2 separate regions of the Mus musculus genome follow, and region 1 is linked to region 2. A link is a contact called in ENCODE Hi-C or POLR2A ChIA-PET data. All regions are on one chromosome and are shown on one strand. Each heading gives the region's core, a stretch centred on a gene start or an enhancer-like site at or near the end of the contact. The rest is flanking DNA. Distances are from core to core; before and after follow the strand shown. Region 1 overlaps Denn2b (DENN domain containing 2B). Region 2 overlaps Denn2b (DENN domain containing 2B).

Region 1 (5,635 bases), core at 285-2,784, 43 kb after region 2:
TCTCCTTAGCCCTGCAAACAGTTTTTGTCCTCTAAACCACAAGTTAAGGAATAGCTGGATGCACAAAGGTCAACAAGAGCACAGTGGCAGCAGAAAAGAACTGAAAAGATCCTCCAGCCTGAGGGGAGAGGAGAGAGCTGAGGGTGGAACTCACCAGTACTTATCAGTTATTATGTTACCACATAATCCATCAGTACGGATATAACAAACTCCATAGAGCCCCTATGACATCATATATCAGTCATATATCATAATATATGCCTGACATAATATATCATGCCTATATAATAGAAGACCCTCCACAGAACCCCTGACCATGAGAATTCAAAAAGCTTTGGTTTGGTAAACAGATTACAGTACTGGAGGGCAACTCAAGGGGAAATTGACTTAACAAGTCCCTCACCCCCAGTAATCCTGCCCTGTGCAGGTCTTTTGATTGAACATTCCTGAGCTGTGCGCTTAATAATAAACTGGTAAGAAGTAAGTACACTTGGAAAGGACCAGAGTAGGCACAGGATACATCAAGACCAAGTTCTCATCACAAAAGAGATTTCTTTGTCCCAGAGGGACAGAGGGCAAGGAGGAGTAAGAGACAAAGATGGGAGGCAGAGGACGAGGGAGGAAGAAGGGAAAAGCAACGGGGGGGGGGGTAGGCTATCTGCCCCAGAGGGACAAAGGACTACTTCTGGACAGAGAGGAGATAGATGTGGCCCATAGGCAAATGGTAGTTTAGGGAAAGGAAGATGAGGCTGAAACTTCAACCTCCATAGTCTTTCTGTTCATTGGTCCACTGATCACCTCATTAGCATAATAAACTAAGGTGATGCTGAAAGGGCCTATCACTACCACCACCACCACCACCACCCTGCTGTCACTTGGATGTATCTTTGAAAAAATTACCAGGAATTCTCTGTCAGGAATCAGGAAGAAAACCAATTCTAAGTTTTCCCTGTTAGGATGAATGGGTTTGCTTTGATAGGGCATGTTAATTAGGGCAGTCAAAAGAGGGGCTTTGATTCCTGGACTTCAATACTTTGATAGCTAGACCTTGGTAGTCAGCATCAGGAGAAGGAAGTGAATAAGGGAATAGTCTTTGGTGGCTAGCTGTAGGGGTGTAATCATCAGTTAAGCAAGAAGGAGGGGATAGGAGAGAGTAAGACTTGCCAGAGTCATGTTTGTCATGCTCTGGTCTACCAGAGCCCTTCACTTTTTCTAAATTCTGCCTGTGAGCCATTCCAGCAAATTATCAAACCCGTGGGAGAGGGGTGTGAGAGGAAGCCCTCAAAATGTCCAGAAATATGGGTGACTGAGACTAGTGAGTTGAGGCAGTCATAAGAGACTAAGCCCTTAAACTGTATGTAGGGTTTATACTAACTCCAAGCAGTCAGTGTCAAAATGAAACTGGATTACAGACTTCTAAGTTGGAGTCCAGAGCTACAGACCTGGCTGCTGTGGGTTGGGTGCTGTGGGATGAGGGAGCACGGTATGTCTGGTGCCACAAGGGTGTGAGCAGAAACAGACCATAGTGGTAGGAAACAGAGAAAGTGGGGGTTGGGAGGGCAGAGGTGGGAGATGAGCCGCAGGAAGGTGGGCTGGTAGGTGATAACAGACATTTCTGTTTCCAGAGCTTCCTGTCAGCCACTGGCACAGAAGCTGTAAGCATCTCCTTACTTGCCCTTTCTGAGCTCAAGTTGCCTCGGGTAGCAGACAGCTGGGACAACGCACCTCAAGCCTCCCTTCCCCGGGCTGAGTGGCTACTTCATTTCCTGGGTAAGCTCATAGTGTACGATCCTGAATCCAATCCTCACCCCACCCCACCCCACCAAGACTTGCTTGTCCCTCTCTCATCTGGCCTTCTCCGAGCTCTGTGTGTTTAGTGCCAGTGCCTTTACACACATCTAGTTTCACGTCTCGAGTAAAATATAATTTCATAGGAATGCAACTGTGGAATGATCTCACTGAAAAAGCACATCTAGCCCCCTCACACCCACACTCAGGCCAGCCCACTCACACCCACACTCAGGCCAGCCCCTCACACCCACACTCAGGCCAGCCCACTCACACCCACACTCAGGCCAGCCCACTCACACCCACACTCAGGCCAGCCCCTCACACCCACACTCAGGCCAGCCCCTCACACCCACACTCAGGCCAGCCCCTCACACCCACACTCAGGCCAGCCCACTCACACCCACACTCAGGCCAGCCCACTCACACCCACACTCAGGCCAGCCCACTCACACCCACAGCTAAGACGTCTGCAGACCCCTTTCCCTTAAATGGAGAATATGCCTGGGCCCCAAGCAAAGCACAGAAGCTGCCATACACATCACTACTGCCCACTGTCTGCTTTCCACTGAGTAGCGACCACCTTGGACTACCCTGGCACCATACAAGGTCAGACTCGAGGCATCAAGCAAATAGGTTTCATCATATCACCCAGATGTTCCCTCCAAGGCGCTGACTCCAAGTCAGCTAACATCAGCTAAAAACATGAGGACTGACTTGAAAGAACCCTTCCAGATAACACAGAGCAAAGGCCAGACAGCGGAAGACCCTCCCAACCATGACTGCCTTCCCCAGCTTCCGGGAGCTCAGCTACCAGCTGGCCCCACTGAGGAGACGCAGAAAATACGATTCTGAATCTAGAAGGCAAAGCTGTGTCCAGCCCAGTTCAGCTGAGACAGACTGGATCCTAGGGGGAAAAAAAAATACTATAACCTAGTGGACTCTCAAGAACTGTAGCTCAAAAACCACCAGGCTGGAAAAAAATGTCCTCACTCCAAATCTGCTTCCCCACTCCCTCAGAAATAGGCCAGAAAAAGAGAGAGGAAAATATTAATGGTTTCCAGGATCTATGGGAACTTTTAGTGCCCTCTCTGCAACTTTTCTATAAATCTGAAACTACTCTAAAATTAAAAGCTTACTTAAAATAATAGCTTGTTGTGGATTCCTCTACAAGGAATAACGGGGAAAGAGTAGTCTTGAGTAATTCCAAGTAGTTAATGAAATCTGGATATAAAACTCCTCCAAGTGCTACAAAGCTTTGATGCAAGGCTACCCTAAGTGACACTCTCCTCATCTATAAGGAGGAGGCAGTACAGGTACAAAGGGTTTGTGTATGGGTTGGGTGACACTGCTGCACGGGAAGCCCTTCCCACTAGGACAGTACTTTTTTGGTGTGCAGCAGTAGTTTTCAGTCGGTCAGCCTTCTCTCTGACTTCTGGAGGACAGACAGCAAGGGGGTCTCCTCATTTCACACCTCGGCTCTTCCAGTCTTCAAGCCTCAAGCCTGCATGACTCTTTGATCCCAAAGCTTTCCCCCAAGAAGGCTGAGAGGTTGCTTCAGCAAGTTCCAACTGGAACTTAGCTGACTGCTTCTCCCCCTGCACGAGGACCCTATACCTGTCACTAGTGATCACTTCCCTTGCCTTCCCTCCTGCACTAGGCCCCTGTATCTCTGTCACTAGTGATCACTTCCCTTGGGCCCACAGGAAACAATCAAAAGACAACCAGAGGTAAACAGAGCTGCCCGTCTGCCAGAGGGGAAAGCGTGCTCTCAGAGCCCCACAAAACTTCTTCACCCTTGGTAGCACCACTACCTCCCATATCCCTGCCTGCACCTTTCTCCTGGTATCTTGGGCCAGGATGAGGTCAAGCTGATGGGCACAGCAAGTTCCCCAAAGTACAAAAATGTTCTCTCAGGTGTTTCTAGTACCAGACACAAAGCAAGCCTCTCACAATCTCTGTAGCTAGACTCATGTTTCTACTGTCTCTGTCACTATGGTTGGGGGTTCCACGCGTCCCCAGGGAGGCCAATGCAGAACATGGGAACCACATTCTGGTTTCATAAACAGATAGGCTGGAGGCCAAGGAAAGAGTCAGGTGGAGAAAAGTAAATGCTTTGCTGTTATGTTGATCTCTTAAAAAAAAAAAAAATCACTCACAAGGATGTCAGATACTCTAAAAACTCAAAACAAAGTCGAACTGCAACCTCACCCAGAAAATTTAGTGTCCAAATAAGGGAGTGCAATGCCAGTTAGCTGGTCCAAGTGTGAAAGGCCCTGTGAGAGAAGCAGTTCCCAGGCTTAGGACTCCACTAACAGGTTGTAACCCCTCCAAGAGCTAATGGGTACATTCTACTGGCTAATAACTCTGACCTTCCAGATGGCTGGATTGGGGACACACCCCAGCTGAGGCCCAAGGACATTAATTCCTGGCAAGGAGTATGCAAAAATGCTCAGCAGCTCCCACCAAGCCAGATAACAGCCCCAGAGGCTTCAAGGACAAGTTTAGGAATCAGAGCGCAAAGAAGAAGATGTCCTTGAAGTCATTTTTTACTTAAGTGAGTAAGAGCCAAATATAGAGAACTATTTTAAAAACTGTGCTGTGTTCTTGCAATTTCTCCTCCATCACTGACTCCTAACCTCTTGCTTCGGGGAGTAGCCTCGAGTGGCACCCAGAGGAGATACCAGAATGCAAGGCAGAATTAATATATCAATATTTCCCTTTACCCTTTAGTCTCCAGTTCTCCATACTCATCAATGACACTATCCTGCCACTCAAGGCTGCTAACTGTCCAGCACCAACACCAATTCAACCAATTTTTTATCACCCTCTTCTTTCTTTTGTCTTCACTACAACCTCTCCACCTTCTTACCCCCAATTGCTTATTCTCTCTCTCTCTCTCTCTCTCTCTCTCTCTCTCTCTCTCTCTCTCACACACACACACACACACACACACACACACACCTGCTCCAATATGCCCATTTCTGCCTCTACTCTTTTACACTTAAACCCTTGACAGCTAGAGTGTGCTTCTCTCCCTCTTGTTACTCAAACCCCACTTACTCTCACTCCAAGGTGTGTGGTTCCAGCCCCATTCAACCATGCCTCCTCCTTACAGCTTCCATATCCTAAGAGCCCAGTCACCTCAGGCCCAGCCTGAAATGGAGATCATTGTTTCTGAGAGACTAGAATATATTCCTTAGATCTATCATACATGGTCCAAGAAAACCATGGTAAGGCAAGAATCCAACCACATGTTGCTTCAGCTACCCTCACTCTAAGTGTCAGACACTATGAGACTGGTGCTCAATGTGATGCACTAAAGGAATGCTCTCGAATTCCAATCCATTTATTACCCCAGACCTAGAATATCCTCTCTGCACATAACCACAGATACCTATCTGAACCTCAAGTCCCTGAGCACTAAATGTCCAGCCTCCTGTTATTAGGACCACCATTCCAGAGAGGTCTTAGTCCACATGTGGGGAGCACAGGCCTTCCAGGAACTTATTCACAGCACTATTTGCATAGTTGGGGGTGCAGATCCACATGGCTTTCCAGATCTGCTCAGAAATCAAGACCACTGTTGCTGATTCCAGCATGTCATGTGAGCACTAACAGGGACCAGTGAGTGAAGTCTTAAAGGAAGGGGAGAAGAAAGAAGCCACCATCCAGCCTCAGATCACCAGGATCGAGCGTGCAAGAGTATCAGCCTGAGCAAAGCATATCTAGTTATACCAATCACCTCATCTTTGAAAGCTGTCAACTAGATCTCTCCTGCTCCACAGCAGTGGAGTGGCTCCCACACAACAGCTTATGATAGGCCCACTGTCCCGGGTAGAGAGAG
Region 2 (5,686 bases), core at 2,655-5,154:
TCACCAGCTGCCCCTAATTCTATGAAGATAAATTATGAACCCATTCTTTCCCTTATAGGTGTGCAAGAGCTCTGTGCACTGCTCCAGCTGGGTCCAGCACTGGTCTTCCTATTAAAACGACCACAGTGGAGGCTTATCAACCACCCTGGGTAGCTCTCCATCTACCCTGTGCCCCAGGAATAGGTTCCTGCCCCAAGACAAGGACACTAAACTTAGCTCCCCAAAGGAAGGAACTGTGATCAAACTAGACAGGATGGGAGCTCCTGGGTCCCAAGAGTCATTGAACCAACGGAGACAAAGAGTTTCTCAGATATAAAAACAGGAACAAGGATTCTAGCCTTTCCTCTCTGGGCCATAACCTGGGGCCTGACAGGAAGAAGCTAAATTCACAATATGCCCAAGCATTGTTTGCAAGCTAAAAATACCATTTAGCTAAGTTCTGCAGCGCAGCATGTGCAGGGCTGAGGAGCGGGCACATGGACACATGTGCAAGTCATTGCTGAAAGCGCTTTGATTTTTGAGACATAGGAAGAGATGGTCTGAATCTTTAGGTCCCTGAAAGGCCAAAGATGTTTCTGTGAACAAGAACTCAAATTCACCTGTCATACTGGGTAAGAGAGTCTCAGCTCAGCTAGTCTTTTCCCTCTAACCCTCAGTACTGGGAAGGGCTAGTGCAATCTTATTGGTAAAGAAGGGACCGGGGAAAGGAGGCCCTCAATCTATTCAAGGGGAACTAAAAAAGCAGCCCAGATTAGAGGAGGAAGGAAGGAAGGAAGGCAGGCCAGAGCATAGCTGTTTGCCTACCCACCCATCTGCCTAGCGCCCTGGGCTCAATGCGGGAAGGATACCTTGGGAATGCGGCGGGACCTGCGGCTGGACAGCAGCTCACTTGTGGTGCTGAGGCTGTCCTCATTGAGGCTGGAGGGTGAAGATGGCAGGCTCAGCTGAGCCAACAGCATCATGTCATCATGGCTATGCCTCTTGGGTAATCGTGGCAAACGATGGCTCTTCCTTTCTGACCAGTTCCCACTGCGCAGGGACTGGCTGTTGGACTTCAGGGACAGCTGGCATGGGGGACAGGATATGAGAGGGAGCTCACTACAAGTGTTTTATCAGTATCTGTCTTCTGCTATCTGTGCATCCTCAGCTCTCACCAGTTCCCTGTTAGAATTCAATAACCTAGAGTTTCCTCCTTAAAGACCTTAGCTGTTCAGTGGCCAGGTAAGCACTAGATTAAATGCTTGCTTCTTCAAAGAAAGTGTTACTTCTTCTGCCAGAAAAGAATAAAGAAAAAAGATCCTCTATTGAGCTGAAAGAGGAGACAGAGCAGAAATCTCCAGGCACTGTCTGAACTTTGACAGAGGATTAGTGATTGTGGATGAGGGAACCACTCGTTCTACCTCCTCAGTTCTGAAGCCTTTTGTGCAAGAGGCCATAGCCTACCTGCCAACCTGCTCTGTTGTGTGAGCCTGACATCCTGGCCATGCTTACTTCCTCCAGAGAATAGGGGTCTTGGGCTGTGGCCACCAAAGTTGAGTAAGACAGACCTCACATTCAAGTGGCTCCCTCTCACTATACCATTTTGGGCAGCCTCGTTCTCTGGCCCTGTATATCCTTAATGAACAGCTGATGATCTTCAGTATAGAACACCTAGTTGGCTAATTGATAGTGGAACTGCTGGGAAAGCAGGCATCTCCTGAGAGCCCTCAAGTTTTTGTCTCAATCTGCCTCTTCTCAACTTTCTGCAAGTCCTTTTCTTTCCACTGTCAATATCTTTTCCAAGCTAATTAGTCTAGCAATACAGAGTCAATGGACGCCCATCTGAAAAGGGCACATCGGAAGGACAGATGCATCATCAAAGCCACCACATGACTTCAAAGCCTGGAAAAATTATGTGTTTTTCTGTCCAACGTTATAACATCCAGGTCCTTGCATTTGTCCAGTTAAAGAGTTACATGGGGCGGTCAGAACAGCTTGCTTCTCTACTCTCCTGGCTTTCCTACATCCTGGGACTCTGGATAAAACCAGAATGAGCTTGTCTAAAGTTTCTTTGGGCCTTTTGGCTTTCTCCTCTCTCCCTTCCTTCACTCCATTCCTCAAACACTTCTTTACTGTTCTTTAAAATAAAAGTTATATTTTATGTACATTGAGTCTTTTGCCTACATGTACATATATACACCACGTGTGTCTATCTGTGGAGGTCAGAAGAGGGCATCAAATTCCCCCAAACTGGAGTTACAGATAGTTGTGAACTGCTTTGTGGATGCTGAGAACTAAATGTGGGTCCTCTGAAAGAATATTAAGTGCTCATAACTGCTCTCCAGCCCATTTTTATTTTTTGAGTGTGTGAGTGTGTGTGTGTGAGTGTGTATGTTTGTGTGTGTGAGTGTGTGTGAGTCTGTGTGTGTGTGTGTGAGTGTGTGTGAGTCTGTGTGTGTGTGAGTGTGTGTGTGTGTGTGTGTGTGAGTCTGTGTGTGTGTGAGTGTGTGTGTGTGAGTCTGTGTGTGTGTGTGTGTGTGAGTATGAGTGTGTGTGTGTGTGAGTGTGTGTGTGTGGTTATACAGGCCCAGGGCTGAGTTCAGCTTTAGGTGTTGACCTTCACCTTCCAATTTGTCTGTTCTACGTGGTTTGCTTATGGATCTATCAGGCTAGGTAGCCCACTAGCTTCTTCAGATTCTCCACTTTGTCTTGCTATAGGAACCTTGGGATTACAGACCATTGCTAATGCATTTGGCTTTACTTGGGTTCTGGGGAATCTGTGCTCAGGAGTTCACATTGTACAGTAAGCATTTTACACACTGTGCTATCTCCCCATTCTAAATACTCCTTAATCTCTCCTGCCAGTCTGCTCTGCTATGTGACTCTGAAAGGCTGGTCATGCTCACTTCTTTCAGGGAAAGAACAAGGCTATGGACTCTGGCCACCAGGGCTCAGCAACGTAGGCCTCATACTCAAGTAGCTCCCTCACTACAATGTCCTGGGCTGCCCTTCTCTCAGCCCTAATCTATATACCCACCCTATAAACACTGATGCTTTTCAGTACAGAGCCTACATGACAGTGGATCCCACACATTGCCAGGAAGGCAAGCATCCCTGAGGATATCCTACCTGCCTGCCTATAGGGTTTTCAACATGGTAGAAGTCCCTAGGTACACAACTAGTTCCTGAGGCAACCCCTCTGCTAAGTGCTAGTGAGAACAGAGACTAAGAAAAGCTTGAAAGCACCTTGAGGGCACAGGCCCTCACTAGCTGGCTCTCCTAAGTCCTGCCATTAACCCTCAAATCCCACAACTAAGATAATTTGGGGCAGAGCTGCAGAATGTCAAGTCTCTAAGAAAGCCCTTATTTACTGCTAATAGGAGTTTGTAAGAGCTCCTGGTTTGGTTTTCTTGCTAGAACACAAATAGTGAAGGGGGGGGGGGGAGGGCAAGATAGGATGCCCTGGAGGCACATCTCAATTGCCCAAGGCAGTTTCAACACGGCAGAAGGTCCTGAGTGCACAGCCCTCTCCTGAGGCAAAGTCCTCTGCCAACTGCTAGCCAGGACAATAGCGTCAGTAAAAGCTTGGGGACAGGCCCCGACTGCCTAGGCCAGAGCTGCATTACCTGCATGGGTGGGTGGTTGTACTTCCTGTCTTGGGGACTCCACATCCTGTGCAAAGAGTCCAAGGAGTTCTCAGACAGTTGCTGGGATTTTCGTCCAGCTCTCCGGTTCTTTAAGTCCACATCCTCGTAGGGATTCTCCTTGGGAAGCCCTCCTGCAGAGGAGGCAAAGTTAGAGACAAGAAGGAAAGAATGAGAGAGTGAGAGATATACACACAATTCCTGTGAAGCACAGAGAATATCTTCAGCCTGGCCCTTCAGCTCATGAGTCACGCAGCTGCCTGTCTGCAGTGGGGAGGCTACAAACAGATCTTGGCTCCAAGTGCAGAAGCTGAGGCCCCCACTCCCCACCTCCAGTTCAGCTCAGCTCAGCTCAACTCAGCCCTGTCTGGCCACTGCTTTATAAATTAGGGATTGCACAAGACTGGCAGAGGACAACGCTGACACTACAAGCTCTAGCCTTCTGCTGGTAAAGCCCCCGAGATTGGCTTCTGGAAAGGCTTTCTGAGATCCCATAGCCGCCCCTTTACTCAGCTCTCTGTGGGTCTCCTGGGTCCAGTTTTAGGGGTAAGTATGAAAGAACTCAAAGGAGTCGAGGGAGCAGAGCTTTGCTAGATCCTCCTCTGACCTACTCCTACGTCTCCAAGTCTTGCAGGAAGAGATACTGTCTTGGGCAACCAGAGGGCCGAGTAGCCCTAGTGAGTGCTCAGTGAGACTTTGTTCATCCCTTTCTCTGAGCATGTCAGCTACCGCTTCTACGGGTAAGCTCAGCAGAGAGAGGATCCTCATTGTTCCCCATTTGGCAGAGACTTTTCCACGGTGACATGGGAGTGTGAAAGGCTTGGAAGGAGTCCAGGCCAAAAGAAAGGAAGAGAGTTCTTGCATCTCAGGACCAGTTTCTAAAATCTCTGGCAGTATGCTCTATATTGACACTACCAGAAAATCTTAGGAAAGCCCCAAACATAGTCCCTGCCCAAGACTATAAGATTTTTGAGATTCATCCTTTTCTAAGTTACACCTTCCTATGCCATCCCCTCTCCCATGAGGATGCTTCCTTCCTCCTTCCTTCCTTCTTCCCTTCCTTCCTTCCTTCCTTCCTTCCTTCCTTCCTTCCTTCCTTCCTTCCATCCATCCATCCATGTAAGTACACTTGCTCTCTTCAGACACAACAGAAGAGGGCATCAGATCCCATTATAAATGGTTGTGAGCCACCAACATGTGATTGCTGGGATTGAACTCAGGATCTCTGAAAGAGCAGTCAGTGTTCTTAACCTCTGAGCCATCTCGCCAGCCCTAATGAGGCTTTTCTAACACACAGTAAAACCAAGGAGTCATGTTGCGTCATCAGTCTAAGCTTAATCCCAGCACTGAAATCATGATGGTAACAAGATCCAGAGACTCCTTACCAATACAACCCTCACTTCCCCTCTGTTGTCTTGCCCTAGACTCAATGCTACTGTTTGGGACCTCTGTGGCAGATAGCATGCCCAGGGAAGGATTTGCTCCTACATTGTGAACAGGACTGAGTTTGGGCAAATGCTGAGCCCCATGCCTACCCTGCAGATGCCTGCATGTATCTTACCTCCACTCCTACCAGACTGAAAAAGGAGGCTGCTGGCATTGCAACTCACTTAACAGGGTACAGTAGAAAATGCAAGCCCAGCATGCTTAGCGATTCCTCATGAAGCTGAGGCTCTCCTAAACTCTAGCATCTATTTATTAAATAAGAAACCACAATGACTTTAGGAAATGCCTTTGTGGAGGTGGGGGAGTGAGGATACAGACTGCAGCAGGAGCAACACAAATCTCTGTAAACTTATGAGTCAAAGATGAGTCAAGAAAAGAGCGGGGGTTGGATTAAGTGATTCCCAACACAACACGCTCCCCAGCAATGGAGCACGGCTTTTCCTGGAACTGCCATGCCATTAAAATGACTCTTCTCCATCCCAGGGCCCTGACTAAGTAAAGTTGGCTCAAAACCAGCATCCCCTGTACAGTTTTCCAGCCCACTTCATGTGAGGTATATTTCTGGAGGGAGCGGGTGGATTTCTACTTCTTGGTCCCTACCTGACAAGTATCTTACA

Evidence for each region. Hi-C counts contacts between places; a loop is a spot of excess contacts on that map. ChIA-PET counts read pairs that join two places held with the same protein, here RNA polymerase II (POLR2A).
Region 1: a map of left cerebral cortex shows a loop between it and region 2 (5-fold over the local background). The contact joins two enhancer-like sites. A Hi-C loop is called at or near these places in 3 of 37 maps with a recorded cell type or tissue (heart and left cerebral cortex). POLR2A ChIA-PET finds 5 or more read pairs at or near these places in 2 of 5 experiments (Patski and embryonic stem cell).

What each region holds. Positions count from the first base shown.
Region 1 is chr7:109,586,622-109,592,256 of GRCm38, forward strand. The region is part of intron 1 of Denn2b (DENN domain containing 2B); the gene reads right to left. Among named protein-coding and RNA genes, the nearest start is that of Denn2b, 28 kb to the right of the region's middle. Within about 2 kb of position 1,535, at least 1 of the 3 ENCODE cell types and tissues checked has a DNase peak (open chromatin) inside an H3K27ac peak, as active enhancers do; it is heart, where a contact is called at or near this core.
Region 2 is chr7:109,541,472-109,547,157 of GRCm38, forward strand. Denn2b (DENN domain containing 2B) reads right to left here. Exons shown (of 20, transcript NM_001001326.1): 5 at 3,606-3,757; 6 at 849-1,064. Among named protein-coding and RNA genes, the nearest start is that of Snora3, 24 kb to the left of the region's middle. Within about 2 kb of position 3,905, at least 1 of the 3 ENCODE cell types and tissues checked has a DNase peak (open chromatin) inside an H3K27ac peak, as active enhancers do; it is heart, where a contact is called at or near this core.